2 separate regions of the Mus musculus genome follow, and region 2 is linked to region 1. Evidence: chromatin loops called from intact Hi-C (ENCODE). Cell type or tissue: left cerebral cortex. All regions are shown on one strand. Each heading gives the region's core, and the rest is flanking DNA. Links, peaks and the distances in the headings are about the cores only. Region 1 overlaps Cstad (CSA-conditional, T cell activation-dependent protein). Region 2 overlaps Gm39783 (a long non-coding RNA gene).

Region 1 (5,369 bases), core at 68-5,067:
TTTGATGAAACAGTACTCAGCACAACAACATAGCACAGAGACAATAGAGAGCTCCTTTGCTGGGCTAGGTAGAGGTGGTCTTTGACCCCACCACATGCACACCCATGAGGGCTCTGGGTCCCCCTCACTAGCCCACACTCTCCAGGACAGGTTGAGAGCCACAAGGCAAATTCAATCTGCGGTTCTGTGGGCTCCCACACAGGCCTGACAGAAAGCAGGTGCCTCTGGTCCTTAAGGCCTTCCCCCCAGTTCCTTCTGCTTCCCAAGCACGCTCCCAGGCAGAGGCAGGCTGCAGGCTCCAGCCTCTGTAGCCAGCCTCCTCCCTAGTCTGTTTGTTGGGACAGCAAACTTAGGCCAGAGTGGAGTCTATGTGCGGGTCTTCTGGAGACCCACCCAGGATGTTCCCTGGCCCAGAATCATGCTGAGCCTAGACTGGCAGGCAGAAGCTGGCAGTCCCCATGCCTGTACATCCCTGGCACAGGGGGCACTGAGCTCTTTCTCCTGGGATGATCCCTTCCAATCAATAGGACTTAGACATATGGCTTCCTCGAACTTGGAGTGTTGTCAAGATGGTAACCACTGTAGGCTTTGTCCTAGGGAAGCAATCATGAGTCCAGACTCTGCCTCTGAGTGAGAGCCACAATGCGGGGGGCCAGGGAGGGGCGGACACAATACCAGTATCACCCATTTTATAGATGGGAAACTGAGGACATGAATTCACTAGCCTGAGCTACACAGTCAGTGATCAACAAGGCTCAACCTAGGATACAGTTGTGGTGAGCACCTGGAGACACAACTCACTTACCACTAGGCTTCTCAGCCAGGGGCCAGGGCCCACCCCACCCTTGTCTATGTGGCCCTTTGTCACAGCCTACCAGACTCTAGCTTGTCAGTATGGGCCCTAACTCCTTACCCTGTCTATGTATTTAACCTTTCAGAGATCTGCCTGCCTCTGTCTCCAGAGTGCTGGAATTAAAGGCATGGCCACCACTGCCCTGTGCAATCAATGAATATGTTATCTCATCTATAGCATTTATCACTTGCTTGGGTTCATCCCAGCTCCCTCTGTTCCAATCCTGTCCCAGGCTTCTAACATGACTATAGCAGTGAACACACACACATATATACACACACACACACAAACACATGCACACACACACACACACACACACAATCTCACTTCATGCATTGCTTACAAATGAATGGTCTAACCTGGGAATGTGGATGGAACAGGCTGCCTAGGGGTGAGGATGGCCTGGTAGAGTACAGCTGGAGAGGTGGCCCTGTGTGATTGTTACTGCTGTGGTTCCCTTGAGCTCAGCTGATAAATTCCCGTTTCTTCCATATCCTTCACATCCCAGGTTAACACTCTAGCCACTAATATCCAGTAAATGGTAAGAAACCAACCATGTGTGCCGGGAAGGATACCTCTCATGCTGAAGTGATGGTTGCCATGGTCACCAGCCTCCAAGATGGTCTCCAAATGATCCCTACCTTCAGGCATTTACAGGCTGGCTTGTCCCCTTCCACAGTGAGTAAGGGTGGTTGGGGCACCCAGTAGGATGTGAGGGGCTGACTAAGAGCTCTCCAAGGTAGTCATAAAAGGCTCTTTTACATTGCTCAATCTGGTAGAAGCCAGCTGCCATCTTGGAAGGAAACTCAAACAGATCCGTGGTTCATGAGACAAGTCTGTAGGAAGCACAAACTCAGTGCTCAGAAGGGCCTTCGGACAACTGCAGCCTCAGTGACCTCGGGCTGGGGACAGCCAGCCAGCGGGGCTGCAGCTGAATTCCTGATCCACTGAGACCGAGATAAAAAGTGCTTGTTGTTTTAAGGGGGGGGGGAGCATTTGTTATGCAATGGTCGGTGACTAATGCAGACACAGAGAGAAGGGTCATCCACGAGCTTCCTAAAGTTCCTTCCCAGGCACACTGACCCACCCCAAGGCTAAGCTTCGGAAGCACTCTCAGAGAATGCAGGCAGACCACCTGGACTCCTTGTGTGAGCAGCACCCTCTGGGCAGGGGAGCTGTCCCGCAGCTCTGTGTTCCTCAGAAGCTCTGGGGCTCTGCCACCAGAATCCTTTGGGACACACAGCCTAACTGTCACGTGATCTCCTGAGGTCTTGTCTTGACTCTGCCCCCTTGGGGAGAAGGGTGTTTTCTGGTATCCCACCATGCATCCTGGAGTCCCCATCCCTGTGCACGCTAGCTAGCTGCCTCCAAAACACTCAGGGACATTTCTCTGAGGGAATACAACCATGGTCTTCAAACACGACCCACCGGAAAATGGCATAGGATAGAGAAAAATTCATTTCACACGCAACTTTTCCAGGCCGAATCCACCCCCCTTCAGGGAGGCAAGGCAGCGCTCAGCAAACCACATTCTTTCGGGTCCCTGGGGCCTTGTGGGGGTGGGAACGGAGCTCTGTCTGCACTGTAGAAGGCAGAGAGCTTTCTTTTCTGTTACAAGTATAATTCTCCCCTGGAGTTGCTCTCTCCTTCCTGGAATAGAATCCCAGGATTCTCTAGACCCGGAGCCTTCCCTCGAAGATCCCAGAGGCTGGCAGTCCCCCCCCGCCCCCCCCCCGCCACTCCACACCCCACACCTCCGTGGACTTGGGGCAGCAGCAGGGGTGAGGTGGGGAGCGGCAAATATTGAACCCTTGGGGCCCCAAACAAGCACAAACAGCCCACCCTCTGTCCCCGCTGGGTCGGGGTCTCCCACCCAACCCTACAACCCTAGCCAGCCCACTGCTGCAGAATCCGGGAAGGATCCCCATCTGACCCGAGGCACACCAAAAAAAAGTTGGGGAGGGCCGGCATGAGCCTTGGAAAGGCTGGCTGAAGGTGCCTCTCCCCTCCTAGGCAATCTGTCCCGGCTCAGCCTCTACCAGGGGCGCCCAGTTACATTTCCTGAGAGGCGGTTGCATGCCTCTGTTTTCTCTCTGCTTCCCTCACTCATCATGGATAGCCATAGAAAGGTCGTGGTGAGACAGGCTGGGAAGGGGAGACACCCAAATGAGTGGTACTGTAGCTGCACCGACAGCAGTAAAGACCTGCGCCCCACACCAGGGCAGGGCAAAGCCGGGCACTCGGGAGGTGGAGCAGGCGGGGGAGGAGCTTAAGGTCAGTCCAGCAACACTGTGAACTAGAGGCTGGGCTACTGGAGACTCTATCCACAGAGGGAAGAGGGGGACAGGAGGAGAAAGGAAGAGGAGGAAGGAGAAGAGGAGGAAGAGGAAGAGATATCAGATAGAGATATCAGATCTTTCTCAGGCACCTGAAACCCAGGAAAAATGTAATGGGACCCAGAGGTTGAGTGGCAAGGAACTCATCTATGAAGGTCAAACAGCAGCAAGTAGTATTGAGAAGGACCCTGCAGGGTTTCCCTGAAACCTGCTGAGGGAAGGCGTCCTAGATGGGTAGCCATAGAGACTGTGGAGAAGTTGTGTGCCTCTCTCCACCTAATGGCTCATTCTAGTGGTACCTAGTCTAGGGAGCTTTCTGGTAAGACATCTGTGCTGGTCACATCCTCTCAGAGACCCTGTGGTGGCTATACCTTCCCGACTAGGGTTGTGCTTGTTTTGTTTTTTAGCATGGTAGCAACTGTGTCTGAGCCTCCTCTAGGAGGAGCTAAGCTGAGAGAGGGTGCAGGGGTGGGGGGAGTGGGGGACGGTAACTCAGCCCTTGACTCCTCCCAGATGAGGATGAGCCTACCTTGGGGCTGCTAGAGGCAGAGCACAGCTGGACAGAATCCAAGGAAGAGAAAACCAGCCAAGAGTCTACTGCACGTGTGTTCAGGGGAAAACCCAAGCATGGCAGTGTACACAGCTATGATCTCAGCTCTGGGAAGCTGAGGCAGGAGGATACCTAGAGATGGCTGGCCAGCCTGGCCAGCTGGTTAGTGGCTGCAGGTTCAATGAGAGACCCTCTCTCAAAAAGTAAGATGGAGGCTGGGCATAGTGGCCCATGGAGGCAAAAGACTACAGGGCTACACACACACACACACACACACACACACACACACACACACACGGTGAAGAGTGATTGAGGAAGACCGCATTGTTCACCTTTAACCTTCTTATCCATACACATGTGCACACAAACATGTACACACATGCACTAAGAGCACACATAAACACACACACGATTCTCATATGTAGGAGATTATGGTCTAGGGACCACAGGAAGGGTGAGCCAACTGGACCCCAGTGGGAATTCACTTTGGAAATAAGTGACAGATCCCACCCACTGTAACAGGGAACCTAAGAACTGATGTTAACTCACAGGTGGGAATTTTGGTTTTGGGCTTTTTAGACAAGGTTTCTCTGTGCCCTGGCCATCATGGAACTCGCTCTGTAGACCAGGCTGGCCTCAAACTCATGGAGATCCACCTGCCTCTGCCTCCTGAGTGCTGGGTTCAAAGGTGTGTGCCACCAGGTCTAGCCTAACTTTAAAAAAAAAAAAAAGACCGGATCTCTCTATGTAGCCAGAGATCTGATTCTACCCCTCAAGTGCTGGGTTATAGGCACATGCCATTACACCCTGTCCAAATTAATTTTTAAATTTCTGTATATCTGTGTAAGAGCCCATGAGGTCCCATGCAGATGCCTGTGGAAGACAGAGGCCAGAGGGTACCAGATTCTCTCTAATGTACAGGTGGTTGTGAGCTGCCTGCTGTGGGTGCTGGGAACAGAACCCGAATCCTCTGCAAGTCTCTCAACCACTAAGCCTTTTCTCCAGCCAGTCTCTGCTCCCAGGAAAGACCTCTTCTAGGGCAGAGGCATGCCTAGTTCCTGTTTATAGCCCAAGCCTCAGTCAGCACCAGGGGCTGGAACTCCAAACTCCAGTGCTGTTTCCTGCCAAGCTCAGGGCTGAAGTCTGCAGCAGAGGGGCAGGGCTGGAGCACATCAGCCTCAGCTCTCACACAGTAGGACCTTTACAGTGGCATGTGCTGGTCCTCCAAGCCTGGGACATGGAAGTCCCCATCACTACACTCCCCAGGGACATTGTGAGGCCAAACTGGGCAGGTAGAGGGTTTACCCTCCCTGATTGTTAGCATAAATTGTCATCTCAACAGTCAGTCTCCTAGGAGATAAGCCTCTAAGCACTCTTGTAGGGGGTGGGATTGGGAAGTTCCACCCACCGACTTTATAAAGTGGAGAAAGAGTCCCACTGTGTGTTCATGGCCCTTTGCTTCCTGATTGTGAACAGCTGCTGCAAGCTCCTGCTAGCTTGGCTTGCCCAAAATGCTGTACTGTGAGCCAAGGTAAGCCCTTCTTTCCTGAAGTTGCTCAGGTCTGTGTGTCTTCTCACTGCATCAGAAAAGCAGCTAAGACTGAGCCCACACATGCCCACAGTGTGAGCC
Region 2 (5,369 bases), core at 261-5,260, 180 kb before region 1:
CCCCATCCCCCAACTTTTGCCTGGGTCTTGCCTCAGGCCAGGCAGAGGTCAGGGAAAGGGCTGCCCTCCTCCCGCTGGCTGAGCACGAGACACCTCCTACTGTGTTGCTTTGAGACATTCACTCCACCTCTCTGACCTTAATCCTGGGCTACACTGGACTTGCTACAGCGGTGTAGGTTAGAACGGGCTTCCTCCAGCCTTGACACAGTGGCTGGGCTGTAGCTCATTGGTGGAGTGTTTGTCGAGTGCACAAAGCCCTGAGCAGCTTTTCGGGCATCTCATGAACCCATCGTGGTAACAAGCACCTGCGATTCCAGCACTAGGGAATTGGAGGCAGGAGAGTTGAAGTTCAAGGTTATCCTTGGCTGCATAGAGAGTTCAAGTCTCTGCTTGCCTTTTATCTCAGCGCTTCCCATCTCTGTGAAATTGAGACAGGCTTGGTTTACAGAGCGGGTTCCAGGCCAGCGCGAGCTACCTAGGGAGACCCTGTCTCAGACAAGACTCTGAGCGGAGGTGGTGGACAAGCTTTTCTTTCCTCCTTCCCACATTCAGGACCCTGCAGAATGTCCCTGAATGTCCCTGATATAGACTAGGATGGAGCCATGTGTTCTTCTCTAGGTCTCTAGGCACTAGGTGGTCAATGTAGGCTTGCTGTAAGTATCCAGGGGTTCCAATCCTCCACTCTGGGCCTCAGTTTCCTTAGCAGGCATCTCTGTCATTGAGTCCCTTAGCTCAGAACTGGTGCCTTTGTAGTCTCTGCCACACGCTCTCGGACAGTCCCCTCTCTTGAGTTTTAACCTCCCTGAGGCCTGGGGTCCGACTTTCTCCCTTTGCCTGTGCCTTCTCTCTTGGTCTTCCAGCTCCTGGTCACTAGAGAGGGACTTTGAATACAACCCTGTGCTGGACAGAGTCAAGCAGTCCGGTTTCTCTTTGCTTTTTTGTGATGCTAGAAGTGAACCTACTTCCTTTGCATACTCAGGCAGGTGCCGCACCTCCCATACAAAGGCAGTTCTTAGTGTGGCCTCAAGGCTTAACACAGCACAGTTGGAGCCTTCTCCATCTCTTCCTGAAGTGCATGCCCCAGCTCCCTGTCCGTTCCAAGACCTGCCTGCTCAAAGGTCACTCATCCCTAGCTTCTCTCCCAGGGGTCACATAGCCTTAGCCTGGCATCTCATACATCCAGACCATCAAAGTTAGCCAGCCTCACCTACTGTACCCCACCCAACCCCCGTGAGGCCTCCATATCTATTCTGCCTTGTTCTTGGCTCCACCGGGTACTGTGTTCAGCATCTTCTCTCTCCAGGGCAGAGATCTTTGAGGTTACCCTAGTTAGCTTTCGATTCCTATGATAAACACCATGACCAAAAGGCACCTGGGGAGGGACAGGTCTATTATTAATCACACTCCATCCCTGAGGGAAGCCAGGGCAGGAACTCGAGCCAGAAACCAACGCAGAGGCCATGGAGGAGTGCTGCCTGCTGGCTTGTTCCTCATCTCTTGCTCAGTCTGTTTCTTACAGCTCAGGGGTCGCACCACCCACAGTGTGCTGGGCCTATGACACCAATCACTAAGAAAATGCCCCACAAGCCAATCTTGATGTTCTATCTTCTCAATGGTGCTAGCCTACTACCTGCCCTCAGGGAAGGGCCTGTGTTGGCTGTATCACTTGAGACTCATACCTCTTCCATGAGTTTTGCTTCTGGGGGTTGGGGGGGGGGGAGCCTGTCCTAAGGCCTAGGAGGAATCCAGTCTACACTTAACTACTGTGTGTCCTTAGGCAGAGCTCCTACCTCTCTGTGCCCTGGATCCTCATGTATAAACTAGAGATCATGCTGGCCCTGATGCAGGGGCAGGGGAGACGCTCCCATGGCTCATGGCATCAGGCTCAGCATAGGCAGGTAGCTGTCACCTTCACCCTGCTGTGATGTTGATGAAGATGGAGGACATGGTCTCTCCAAGGGCATGCTGCATCTGGTTTGCTGTAGGCCTTAAGAGAATCTGTAGAGAGTACTTAGAGGGCCTGCCTGGAGGGGGTGAGGAGGTAGGGGTGGGGTCTGTGCATGTGAGTATGTGTGGAGCCAGCAGGAGAACCTTCAAAGGGGGAGGGATGGAAGGGAGGAGGGGTGGAACGGAGGAGGGAAGAGGGATGGGAGATAGGACGGAGGAGATATGGAAGGGAGGAGGAAGGAGAGGGAGGAGGGATGGAAGGGAGGAGGGATGGGAGGAAGGAGGGATGGGAGGGAGGAGGGATGGGAGGGAGGAGGGATGGGAAGGAAGAGGGAGGAGAGGGAGGAGGGATGGAAGGGAGGAGGGATGGGAGGGGGAGAGATGGGAGGAAAGAGGGAGGAGAGGGAGGAGGGATGAGAAAGAGGAGGGATGGAAGGCAAGAGGGATGGGAGGGAGGAGGGATGGCAACAAGCTGGGAAGCAGTGCCCAGCTGGCAGTGCAGAGAGGTCTCCAACACGGCTGAAGGAGAGAGCAGAGAGAGTGGCAAGAATCCCTGAGGAGACACTCTGGGTCCTGGGGGCACACAGTTTGAGTCAAGGGCTTGGGCTCTGGAGACTCCAGTTGGGGTCTGGGCTGGGGTACAACTGAAGCACATCCTAAATTCAGGGTCCTGGGATAGTGCCTGAGCTGGACAGCCAGTACCACTTGCAGGTGGTAGCTGTTCCCACACTGTCTCCACACAGTGGCCCTTCCTCTGTGGGTGTCCTGTGTTCCTCCCTTCAGGAAAACCCAATTCTGCCGGGGCTCCTCTTTTGTTTTTTTGTTTTGTTTTGTTTTCGAGACAGGGTTTCTCTGTATAGCTCTGGCTGTCCTGGAACTCACTCTGTAGACCAGGCTGGCCTTGAACCCGGAGATCCACCTGCCTCTGCCTCCCAAGTGCTGGGATTAAAGGCGTACGCCACCACTGCCTGGCTCTTGCCGGGGTCCTCTTACCATTTGAAAACAGCATCTCGTTAAGGACCCCACAGTTCAGTTTGTGCTTCTGTAACAAACACTACTGGCAGGGTGGTTTACACACCACAGATGCTGACCTTCGCTTCCCTCAGGGCAAGATAGATCTAGGCGCTAGCAGCCTTTGTGTATGGTGAGGATCTGCTCTTCTGGGTTCATTTTCTTGCTGGGATCTAATATTATGAGAGAACCAAGCAGGCTTCTTGTGGCCTCCTTCACAATGGCCATTGCTGGGGCCTGAGCATCCCACATCCAGAACTCACTACTTTTTGCTGTTGTTTAATTTTATGCTTAATAGGGTTTTGCCTCATGTATGTATATGAATCATGCAGTATCAATGGAAGCCAGTAGAGGGCGTTGGATCTCCTGAAACTGGATTTATAGATGGTTGTGAGCCTCCACATAGGTGTTGAGGTTTGAACCCCGGTCCTCTGCAAGAGCAGCCAGTGCTCTTAATGGCTGAGCCATCTCTCTGAGACCCATTCTTCGTTTTTAAAACTTGAAGTATGTGTATGTATGTGGGGAGAGGGATATGTGGATATGAGTACAGAAGCCATTGGATCCTCTGGAGTGGAGTGATCCAAAGTCCCTGGTGGTCGTGAGCCAGGGATTGAGGTACCAGGAACCAAACTCTGGTCGCCTGAAAGAGCAGCAAGTGCTCTTAACCCCTGAGTCATTTCTTCAGTCCAGGACCCTGCTTCTCAATCCCGTTCACATTAGAGACTACAGTTTAACAGGGACACAGTAGGGAGTGACATTCAGACCGCATATCTCATCTTCAAATACAGCCGTTCTTTTGTATGCTTGCTTGTTTGTTTTGAGACAGCGTCTCCTGTAGCCCAGGCTGGCCTCATATTCATTAAGTAGCTGAGGATGACCTTGGACTACCGATCTCTCTGTCTCTACCTCCTTTTCTGGGATTACAGGCAAGCCCAGCTGAGGTCACATTCTGAGTACCGGGGTAAGACTTTAACCTGTCTATTTGAGGTCCTCGTCCCCCCTTCCTGCCCCATGACAAGTCTTGGTCTAGGTTTTCCTGAAGGGGGCTTTAAAGAAAGGCAGGTGTACCCAGCTTTTTTTTTTTTTGGCTAGGATGAAGGGGACAGGTAACAGACAGCAGGGGAAAGAGTTAATGTGGACCGGTACTATCGAGCTCTGCCTGGTTGAAGCCAGGAGTCCAGCCCTTAGGGCTACCAGAGTTACCTGTTCAAAAGCCTCTGCAATGGTTTATATTGATTCTAGATGCAATATTGATAGGGTCTAGAGTCCCGGAGGAGATACGCTTTTGGACATACCTGTGAGGGATCATCTGGATTAGGTGAGCTGCCCTGGAAGATCCATGGTAACTGATGGTTGAAAGAAAAGGAGAAGAAAGCTTAAGCAGCAACAGGCGCTGCTCCCTGCTCCCTGAAGTGAGCACAATGTAACCAGCTGCCTCCAGATGCCTCTCTCAGGATTCCCCCACCACCGCTGGTTGTAGCCCTAAACTGTGGGCTAGAGTAAACCTTCCTTTCTTGAATGGTCTCTCTCCTGTATTTTGTCCGAGCAACGTGTCAAACCCACTGCCTCTCAGTACCTTGTGCTTTGCCTCCCCTGCTTATCTCTGTGTGACTGTCTAAGTGTCTGTGGGGAGGCGGGAGGTGAGATTCAGGTGAGGTGTGGGTGTAGGGCTCCCATGAGCCTACAGGGGCTGCTCCACAGTTAGCCTGCGTTATGCCACCAAGCCAAGAGACACCAAGGTGTCCAGGGTTGCCAATCCACTTCCAGCAGCCCCCTTTGAGGTCCTGGCTGCCTGTGCAAAACTTTTCTACCAAAGTCTCTCCACGATGAGTTAGAATCTTTATGGGCAAGTCTCATACAGAAATCCTGACTCCTCTTGCCTGTTGGTCCTAGCTGGAAGACCCCACTGTAACCCGATGCAGGAGTGACTTTGAACTTAGTGAGTCCTGTGCTGTGCCAGGAGGGGTAACTTCCCTTCTCCCCTGCCCCCTTTTTTTCTTCCCCTCCTGTTCCAGGTAACCAAGACTTCCACCTGGCAGAGTGGAGCTATGGTAGGGAGAAACTCATATCCACCTAGGAGGTATGATGGGGTCCATAGATAACATGACCCCAGTGCTGGGTTCACAACACTGCCGCCATGGTGGGCTTTGGGCTCAGGGTGCTGTACTTAGTTGCCTGTTCCAATCTTTTGTATTTGTTTTGTTTTCAAAGACAGAGTTTCTCTGTGTAGTCCTGGCTGTCCTGAAATTTGTTCTGTAGACCTGGCTGATCTCGAATTCAGATCCACCTGCCCCTGGCACCTGAGTGCTGGCATTAAAGGCATGCACCACCATTGCCTGGTTTCCTGTTCTAATATCTTATTAAGCCATTACTCCAGGAAGAACATTGGGTATCATGACCATGTCCCCACT

Evidence for each region. A loop is a pair of places that touch in the nucleus more often than their neighbours do. Peaks named below come from ENCODE experiments on the same cell type or tissue, not always from the same donor. Only the 100,000 strongest peaks of a DNase experiment are listed, where the experiment ranks them.
Region 2: it touches region 1 in a loop (2.4-fold over the local background); 3 of 42 quality-filtered maps call a loop at or near these places.

Annotation. Positions count from the first base shown.
Region 1 is chr2:30,598,176-30,603,544 of GRCm38, reverse strand. All of the region lies in intron 1 of Cstad (CSA-conditional, T cell activation-dependent protein), which reads right to left. Among named protein-coding and RNA genes, the nearest start is that of Cstad, 5.8 kb to the right of the region's middle. In left cerebral cortex, for the core only: a CTCF peak has its summit at 2,159 (motif pointing left); a DNase peak (open chromatin) is centred at 2,332; H3K27ac peaks cover 2,089 bases.
Region 2 is chr2:30,774,099-30,779,467 of GRCm38, reverse strand. Gm39783 (a long non-coding RNA gene) reads right to left here. Exons shown (of 4, transcript XR_001783261.2): 3 at 4,254-4,304. Among named protein-coding and RNA genes, the nearest start is that of Gm39783, 5.2 kb to the right of the region's middle. In left cerebral cortex, for the core only: a CTCF peak has its summit at 3,313 (motif pointing right); no DNase peak of the experiment used is centred there.